Linked DNA regions of Mus musculus: region 1 is linked to region 2. Evidence: chromatin loops called from intact Hi-C (ENCODE). Cell type or tissue: gastrocnemius. All regions are shown on one strand.

The links. Peaks named below come from ENCODE experiments on the same cell type or tissue, not always from the same donor. Only the 100,000 strongest peaks of a DNase experiment are listed, where the experiment ranks them.
Region 1: a loop joins it to region 2, with 2.3 times the contacts of the local background. A loop is called at or near these places in 4 of 42 quality-filtered maps.

Annotation. Positions count from the first base shown.
Region 1 is chr14:23,677,018-23,682,017 of GRCm38, forward strand. The region is part of intron 2 of Kcnma1 (potassium large conductance calcium-activated channel, subfamily M, alpha member 1); the gene reads right to left. Among named protein-coding and RNA genes, the nearest start is that of Gm51422, 29 kb to the left of the region's middle. In gastrocnemius, a CTCF peak has its summit at 2,545 (motif pointing right); no DNase peak of the experiment used is centred here.
Region 2 is chr14:24,022,339-24,027,338 of GRCm38, forward strand. No RefSeq gene overlaps it. Among named protein-coding and RNA genes, the nearest start is that of Gm46444, 5.5 kb to the left of the region's middle. In gastrocnemius, no CTCF peak of the experiment used is centred here; a DNase peak (open chromatin) is centred at 3,085.

The DNA of each region.
Region 1 (5,000 bases), 350 kb before region 2:
AAGCCTTATGCCTAGCCTTCAGATGGAAGGCAGTCCCTCTCTGTTACCTACCACTTGGTATTTGTGTCCCTTCCTCTCTTGTGTCTTTAGCTTGGCATGTTTGTGCACTGTTTAACTGTATACAATCCTACATAGTAGGGTTGGATAGAATACTCAGAATCCAGAAATATAACAAAAACACTTGGCCAGAGACAGCTACTGTTCAAAGGGTCAAGAGAGAATCGGTAAGGCACAATACTGACGAATGTCAGACTATGTTGACCACTCTGAAACCATATACACTTTTTAAAGGGTCAAGAGTATATGAGTAGTGGAGACTGTTCAATGGGTAAATAATGCATATGCCATGCAAACATGGGAGCCTGGGTTTGACCCCTGGGTGTACTTAAAAAAGGGAGTTGATAACCTGCCTGTAGCTTCAGCACTGGGGGTGAAGCCAGGAAGATTCCAGACACACGGAACTTGTTGGCCAGGAGGCCTAGCCAAAATGGTGAGCTCTGAGTTCAGGTAGAGGCCCTGTCTCAAGGAAATAAGGGAGAGAGTGAGTAAGAAAACAGGTCACCTGATGTTTTCTTCTGGCTGCTGTATATAAGCAGGTAGTTCCAGGTGCATACACATACACACACACACACACACACACACACACACACACACACACACAGGCACATGGATATGCATGAGTATCTGAGGGGCAACACAAAGAAATGAAGTACTAATACTTGCTATAGTGCAGATAGACTGAAAAATCACACTACAAGAAAAAAGCCAGACACGGGAGAGTACATACTCTATAATATGTACTGAGGATGTATTTCATCTACAATAGATATTCAGAGTGAGTATGTCTATAGAAACAGTTGAAAGGGCATCCAAAACTATATTGCCAGTACCCAAGGAGAGACCCTGGCACAGGTGAGCAGGCAGGGAAGCCCCTTGTTCTGTTTTTAAGCCCTTACTGCACTCTTATTTTCAATTACTACCACTTAGCCTTTCTTCCCATTCCCCTCCTCCTCCCCCATTACCTTACATCCTATTCCTCTTTAATGTACAAGGTCGTAAGAGAACAGGTCTGGGAATAGGCTCACTAGCTATCACGGTGCTCAAGTTCCTGTGGTTAAACAGATAAGGGATTATTTGTAGACTAGGTGTGGTGAAGAACACGAGGATGCTTCTTCTATGAGATAGCTGTGTATCTATCTGTTCTGCCTTGGCGGGGTCCTGATCAACCTCCAGCCTGTATCAACAAAGCTAATGGGTAACTAAAAAATATACATGGCACCATCATTAAGTCCCTGAAGCTAAATACATTCTTTAGTCTAGAAAGATGAGCATCCCAATTTCCAGGTCAGACCAGTGATGACCACAGCTCCTTTCTGGAAGAAATCATAGTGGAAAACTTGGAAACTTTGGAACACACAGGCCTCATATAAATATAAAGCCCAGCCTTTTTCTAGTTTGTTGGTTCTATTTTCTAAGTTTTGATGATGGATGGATGGAAAAAGATGAGTATATGCCTACCCAGTCTCTGCCACCCATAGATGCCCATCTTTCTCCTTGACCTAATATATTCCATAAAACACACATATTTTCTCTTCCACCAGTCCCAAAATTGTCTGCTTAGAACTTTAAGCCACGTGACTCTCAATGGACAAGAAGGGGAAGCAAATGGGGACTCATTTCCATTTCAGCCAGCAGCCAACAATTTTCTGCCAACAAGAAACCTCAGTGGCCCCACTATTAACCAATATGGTGCCTGCTGGGCATGACAGCTTGACAAGGACACCATTCTCTTTCAGGTTCCTGAGAAAGTCAAGCACATTCCAGAGATTCTTTATATACTGGTTGTACAGACACACTCATACTCAAAAGCAGAGGTAATTTGGCTAAGAATTCAAGGAAGATGTTTGAGAGAAGGATCCTTCACATTGGAGAAGACAGCCATGACACACTCAAGAGAATCCTTAACCCTTAGTGTTTCACAAATACGTGAATCTTTCTTGTGTGCTGGATCCTAAGAAAGGTACCAGGGATAAAGCTGTAACAAGGAAATCAATAATAGCTACTTTGGGGGAACTTATTATAATGAGGGAACTAGAGATTCACTCAATAACCACCCCAGTGTAAGTCTGAACCCAAATAAGAAAGAAGTGTGGAGCAGAACAGACCGATAGCAGAGTTGGTAATGAGGGAGAAGTCAGAGTAGCTGACTGGCAAGTGCTGGGTAGGTGAAATGTGTGAACTGGGGGCCAAGCAAAGAGAAAGATGGGAGAAAGAGGGAACAGCAGACACAAACACAAAGAACAGTGCATGCCAAACCTAGTGTAGAAAAAAAAAATAGAGTATATTAGAAATTTGGACAAAAGACAGCATGACCAGAGCCCACATAATAAGAGGAAACATGATTCACAGGGCCGGAGAAAACCAAAAAGATTCCTAGTGGCTTGCAAATAGTGCTTGATCTTCAGACATGATCAGAAGAAAGAGGGGACATGAGGGTATTTTTGCTGAATGTGTACATCATGACACACACATGCATGTAGTTCCCACAGAGACCAGAAGAGGGCATCGGGTTCTCCCTTCTTCAGTTACAGATGTTTGCTTGTGAGCCACCTATGTGTGCAAAGAACCAAAACCTGGTCCTCTCTAAGGGCTACAAGTGCTCTTAATTTTGAAGCCAGCTCTACAGCCTTAGTTAGTCATTCCTTAAAATGGGCTAAGCTTGACACAAGAATATTATGATGCTAAAATTAAAGCAGAACCAACCCAAACTTTTATCTGAAAGACTGGGCACAGTTCTGAAACCTTCAGGAGATACTGTTATGCTAGGGGAAAAATTGAATGAAATACCTGCATTATTTTCCCACAACCATCTGTAATTGCCTTCTAAAGAATCCTTAAATTAGAATTATAATAGCTCATGATAAACATTGATTTATTTCTCACACTATCAGAGAATAGGCATGGCATACCGAATATGTTCCTGCTGTCTCATGAATTGGTTTTAAGTGGCCTCATTTATCATGAATTTCAGGATGCTTTAACAACTTGTAGAATGAATGAGTTAATTATGTTCTCAGAGGTTTAATAAGATCCACCAATTTAAGTAATAATCTGACTGTCTTGGAATTAACTCAGTAAAGTTTTTAAATTAAGGAATAAATACATTTGGCTTAGCTGAATATGAGTGTATTCATAGGAAGTATATATTCTACAATCTACAACATAGTGAATAGGGGAGAACATGGTTGATTAAAAAAAAAAAGCATTCCTATCAACAGATAAATGTTGATGCATACCTGAGCCAACTGTTTTCCAAGCCCAGGGGCTCTAGGTATACAGACTGTGCAGGAGAGAGTAATAAAATTTCATCTCCATGTAATGAGTTCACTGAGGATTCCAGGGAATGGACTGATTTTTCAATAGGCAGGGAGGAGGGAGGGAACACTGACATGGAGATAAGAATCGGATGTCACTCAGGGATTGGTCTTGGGCTCAATCACCTGAGTATAAGGTGGTGTGAAGCTTTTTCTTTCTTCTTGTTAAAAAAAAATATGTGCACATGCATGCTTACAGGACAATTTTCCGTGTGTGTGTGTGTGTGTGTGTGTGTGTGTGTGTGTGTGTGTGTGTAAGCATGAGCACCTGCATGTAGAAATGGCTTCAGGAACACTTTGTACCTCTTTCATTAGCCAATTAGGGTGACCAGTGAGTCTCAGGGATCTTCCCATCTCTACCTTCTCAGCACTGGGGTGGGGGAGTGTATGGCATCACAGCCAACATTTTTTATGTGGGTTCTGGGGATTTGACTCAGGTTATCATACTTGGAAGACAAGCATTTGCTTGCCAAATGATCTAGCTCCACGGCCCTCTTTCCTTTAACACAGTTTTGTTCTTTTCCCTCACTACTCTCTCAAGTTGCCAATGGAAACAAGCTGGAGTGGCTTGGGTCTTCTCTTAGCACACTTCCCAGCAGCTTCTGCCCTATGTCCTGGTGACAGAGGAGTGCCAGGATGAGAGCTCACATTGCTTGTGAGTACACACTGGTTCTGTTCCTCAATGGTCATGTGACATTGGAAAAGTAAGTTTACCTTGAAAATAAGGTGACTGGTACAATATACATCTCATTGTGCTTGCCCAATGATTAAACAAGATGCATACAAAGTGCTTACTTAGAAATGTGCCCTACTGGGGACAGTTAGTTGTTGAGGCTCACAGCTTGAGGGAGAAATCAGCTCTTATCCCCCTAAAATCTCATGACCATCATGGCCTCCTACCAGATGTCACACACCTCCTACCCCGAAAACACACTTACAATGAGTTTCTTCCCGCACACTTAATCATGGAGAATATTTTCCTTCTAATTTTGTTTTGAGTGGAATTTTCTATTGCTATCAGATAGACAGGTCATCTTGCTTGCTATAACTGGAGAATAACCCCAAATATACAGCAGTGAAGAAAACTCAAATCAGTAAGATTCTATCTCTAGACTGTAGCCTCATCAAGACACAGAGCCTTGGGCTTGAGGCTGATTCTCCATGTTGAGAAAGACAGTAATGACTTGTAGACCTTCAAGGCAACTATGCCCCTGTAGTCAGGAAAATTCAAATAGAGACACAAGCTTCTCATCACATAAGATGGTGTCATCAAACTCTAGGTCAGGGCACCACCGCAAATCATGCCACATGCCCCTGGTAACCTTCCATAGTGTCACCTTGAGTGGCTTCCATTGCAGTTCTAGATACTCAAGAATACTCCTGAAACATCTGTAAGGAAGGCTCCCAATTCATTCACTTCTGAAACTACAGAGTGAGACACTGGAATCCACGGAGTTCACCTGCTTATAATTCCCACCAGCCACAAGTCCCAATGTTACTAGTTTGTCAGTGAATCTTTGCCAGTTTAATGGTGAATGGTGTGCACTTGAGGGTAACTCAGGCTCCAGGCTTCCTTTCCCAGACCACCCCTGTGACATTAGGTTTCCAACATAGCATCTCACACTT
Region 2 (5,000 bases):
GCAGATCCTGTTGGAAGTAACCACAGCTGCAGTGGGTTCCAGAGTGATCAGAAAGTGTTGCTCTGCAGCACTCTGGGCCTTCTGCTGGCTCTTACATCCTTTCTGCACCTCTTCCACAATGGTCTTTGAGTCTTGAAGGGGGTGAGCTACGTGCTCTGTTATAGGACTGAGCGAGCTCTCTGCAAGTACTTATTCTCTGCACCCTGACCACCCACTGCAGAGGGAAACCTCTGATGAAGGCTGAGGTCAGCGGCCATCTATGGCTATACATCTAAGTAGTTAGAAGGCAGTATGATTGCACTCCATTTGGCAAAAAGAGCAGCAGTAGGTTCTTTTCTAGTGTCTATGTCCCCAGCCCTAGCTGTTGTGCTCTTGACCAAGCTTACAGACCAGGCATGATTTCTCTCCTGCAGAGTGGACTACAAATCTAAACAGAAAGCAGGTCGTTACCCCCATGACAGTCATACCACCATTGCACCGCTGGCTATGCCTTCCCAGGCTGGTTATTACTAAAGTCCATGTGGTTCGTCACTAGGTATGACGGCTGATGACTTTCCTCTACGTGCAGCTGCATACAGTACCTTCTGGCACTATGAAAGCTTGCCAACAGGCAGAAAATTCCCAACTCAGATCCACCTTGATTTAATGGCCTGTAACCCACAGTATGTGATCTCTTCAGCAATTGGGTCTCATGCTCTATCTCTGGCGGCAACGCAAGACACTGTAATGTTTTAGGGGCCTTTGGAGCCTTCCTAACCAACAGCTGGTAAGGAGGCACCCCACACCTGGTACTGGAATTTTCATTTAAATAACCTTAAGCTTTGGGGGAGAGCATTATCCACTCATGCAAGGTTTCTCTGTTCAAGCATTTTAAATTAATATTTTAATTAGCTTACAAAGTAATGACTTTTCATAAAGAAGGGATTTTTTTTGAGGCAAGGTCTCTCAGTAAACCTGAAACAGAGCATTCTTGCTGGACTGGAGAGTAAGCCCCAGGATCCACTTTTTTCTGCCCACCCTTGAGGCCTGGGGTTAAAGATATCCAATTCTGATGCTCAGCTTCCACATGAATGCCAGGGATCCAGCTTCAGGCCCTCCTGTGTGTGCAGTATGCACTTTCCCTACTGAGGCATCTTCCTAGCCCCAGGCTTGTTCTTCTCAGTTCAGAAAGATTGAGGCCCATTCACAGTCAACCATCCAGGCCAGGATGTGCCAGCCCTTCAGAGAGCACTCGTTGCATAGTCTGCTTTTAGCTATGTAGGTCTCCTGTTCAGGACCAATTAAGAAATGCCACCTGGGTGTAGCTATATGCCATGTACTGAATTGGTCCCTGGGGATGCTTGCTAGAATGAAGTTTTGTCCTGGATCCTTGGAAGCTCAAAACAGAATCATCAGTTGAGGCTTCAGGTCAACCTTCTTGTGGATGCTGAGGTAGAGTGAAGCAAAGGTCCGGAGGGGACATCAGCAAGCGAGGACATGAGAGAGAGGGGTTCCAGGAGAGAAGGTCTCAGTGGAAGGAAGGTGATACTTTTCTGATCAAGGACAGGAGGAAGAAAGCATGTGTGGTGGAAGGACCAAGAGAAAAAGCTAAACTCCTGTCCACAACGGATGTGAGCATCCTGTCAGAGCGTCAGAGCAGTGGTTCTCAGCCGGGTTCCGACCTGGCCACCTGTGGAGATATTTTTGCTTGCCATGTTATTGATGCTGCTGGGATCTTGCATGAAGAAGCTGCTAAACAATATTCAAAACCAAAAGGACCCCCTCTTCCCAAGGACACCACAAGAAACCCCACAGAACCAACTAGCCTGGGGCTCATAGGGGCTCACAAAGACTGAACTGATAATCAGAGTGTCTGCATGGGTCTGACGTGGATCCTCTGCCTTGATGTCTACAGTTGCTCAGCTCAGACTTGTTGTAGGAGCAGGGGCTGTCTCTGACTCTTCTGTCAGCTTTGGGGACCTTTGTCCTCGTACTGGGCTACCCTTTTCACCTTAATACAAGGGGAGGTGCCAAGTCTTACTGCAACTTAATATGCTGTGTTTGGTAGACATACATAGGACCTTCATCCTTTTCTGGATGGATGATGTAAAACCCTAACTAAAAATAATTAAAAGAATGTAACACATTTTTTAAAGGGACTCCGGACTTGTTTGAAACAGCGTTGGGAAACTTGAATTCCAGGACTGCAGGGAAATGGGAGGACAAAGGCTTAGGACCTAGCCTTGTCAACACTGCTACTTATTCTTGGGCCGCTCCCAGCAGCCTCTGCCTTCCCTGCAGCTTTGACAGCAATGCAGCTGCACTGAATGAGCAGAAAGAACTGGGAGAGAACACCAATTGGTCCTCCCAGCCAGTTTGCCACATCTGTACTCATCTGACGTCTATGCTTGTAGTAACCCAGCTCAGCATTCCTGGTCCCAGACCAGAGAAACACAGATGATCGAACTGCATCTCCAGGAAGCAGCACAACCAGGAGCCTCTGTGGGATTCGATTTGTCTGGATAGCCTGCAGTGGGACACAAGGAAGAAACTGGAGGTATTACCGAGCACTGCTGCAATCGGACAGGATCACCATAAGCGTTTTCCCAGTGCTAAGCGGCAGGAGGAATGGTGTCTGTGTGCAGCCGTTTCGCTTCCCATCTCTAAGAGGCATATTCCCTGAGAGAGATGCCAGGAGCTGGAGGGGAACAAGATCAAGAACCTTTGACGTCACAGCCTCAGCATTGTGCTGAGGGGTTTGCTGAAGGCTGCCAGAGGAAAGAGAAATGGCCCCCAGCACAAGCCAATAGGAACCATGTCCTCTACCCTGGGGGACCTCTGAGCCTTAGTGACAGATCAGAACAGGAACAGAGGGAGTCAGGATTCCCAATATGCAGATAGAATGTCTTGTTTAATCAGAGTCCTTCCTGCCTCCATCATAGCCTTTGAGAATATTGTTGACAATAAGAAATAGATAGTCCATCCCCAAAGTGGTTTCCTGGCTCCTATTCCACCTTCTCCAAAATGAAGCCCTTTTGTATGCTAATGAGATGAATGGTGGCTAGGGGCTCCTGGGAAGCCTTAGCGGCTGGCTGATTGCCAAGGGAAGTAACCACGTAGTTAGAAGGTGGGCAGTTTCAACTCCACTCCCTGACCTCCAGGAAGAAGCCCGCTGGACCTGCTGGGTCTCCATTGTCCAGTGATTTAGCCATTTGTGCTTTTCACATGAGGCCTCCAGGTTCACAAAGCTTCCACATTGCTGAACACTAGGAGGTGACTGGCAGGTGGCACTTCTATTGTGAGAGACTCTGGAATTCTATACCACATGTCTCCATGTCCCAATCCCCATGTCTTGTCCTTCCATGTGCATCTCCTCCATCTGGGAGCTCTTTCTTTCTTCCTTCCTTTCTTTTTTTTTTTTTTTTCTTTTTCCTTTTGTTCCTTATATCAAGGTCCTTTATAATAAGTGGAAAACTAAAAGGCACATCCCTGAATACTGTGAGGTGTCAAGCCAAGTACTGAACTCACAGAGAGGCTTTGGAACCACCAAATCTGTAGCCAGTGGGCCAGTGACAGAGGTCATAACATGGGTCAAGCAACTGTTATCTGGTGGTATCTGAAGCAGGGCCGTTCTGGGGGACAGGGCTGAAATGGGAGCCGGTAGATATAATTCTAACTCCAAACAGTGTCAGAACTGAATTGAACTACAGCACACTCAGTTAGGGTCGGAGATCTGCTTGGTATAAGGGCAGAAAAATCAATACACATTTTGGTGTCTAGAGGTTGAAATATTTGCTGTCCAGGGAGGCTGGAGAAAGAAAAAGAGTTGGTTTGTCCTATTACAGAGTTAAAGTTGACATCTTTGTAGAACACATCATTGAGTCTGAAGATATCTGTCACCAAGAGGAAAAGCCAACTTGCCCCCGAAAAAATCTCATCAGGAAGTTTCTTCCTTACAGGAGACTTGATTTAGACCGCCTGGCTAGACAGTGATTTTTTCATCCTCATCTTGGGGGGAGGGAGAGTCCTGCTCCAGGGAAAGATGACATTTCAGGATACTTCAGCTGCTGACTTTGGGCCCCCCCCCCCAAAAAAAAGCACATCCTTTTCTTCTACCCTTAAAGCTACACCTATGCCAGTCCAGCTGTGGGAAGTTGGCTGAGGTGAAGACAGCACGACAGAGGCATTTGTCCTGAAACAAACTGGCCCTTCTGCTTCCAGAAGACATCCCAAAGCTTTCCTCTTGAGGAACCATTAGCATGCCAGGTACCTGATCTCTGCTCACACGTGTAAACTCTTGTGAGAGACAAGCCCAACAAGGGCTCCACTAGGGAACCGTGCGCCCAGTGCAGTTCACAGCCCCACTGAATCTTTAAAGAAGATTCAGTAAACCCCGCCAGTAATAGGCTTACATCCCAGACATGGATTCTGCTATCTCTATCCCTAATTCAATACTGTTTTTTTCTTCTCAGCTTGTTCTCAACTTTGAATCCTCCCTCTGAAGGCAGGCAGAGAATAGTCTGTGGCTGTGCCCTTGGGACCACATTTTTAAATAGCCTGCAATCTAATTATTTTTATGACCAAATTTTTATTGGACTGTGGAACCACCTCTGGGATTATGTAATTACCCAACTCTAGTTGCAGTTTTGAGGGCCTGGCTCTGAGATCATCAAACACAGGAAAATGCTGCATGCACGCGCGAGTGCACATACACACACACACACACACACACACACACACACACACTCAAGAATGTATCTGAACCATTTCATGCTGAATTCTTATTAAATCATTGCCATGTTTAAAGTTGTTTTCCTGTAACATCATCTTCTGGGACCCATGCAGGGTATTGGAGCCAGCATGGTAATGGACGGGTGCTTGAGGAGGGCCTAGAGCAACCACAAGCAGCACTGTATGTACCCTAATCATACACTTATCCAGATAATTTAGAACAATGAGCACAAACACCTCCTGAAAATAGGATGCTCACAAGGCCTGTGGCAGAATGGCTGCTGCTGAGG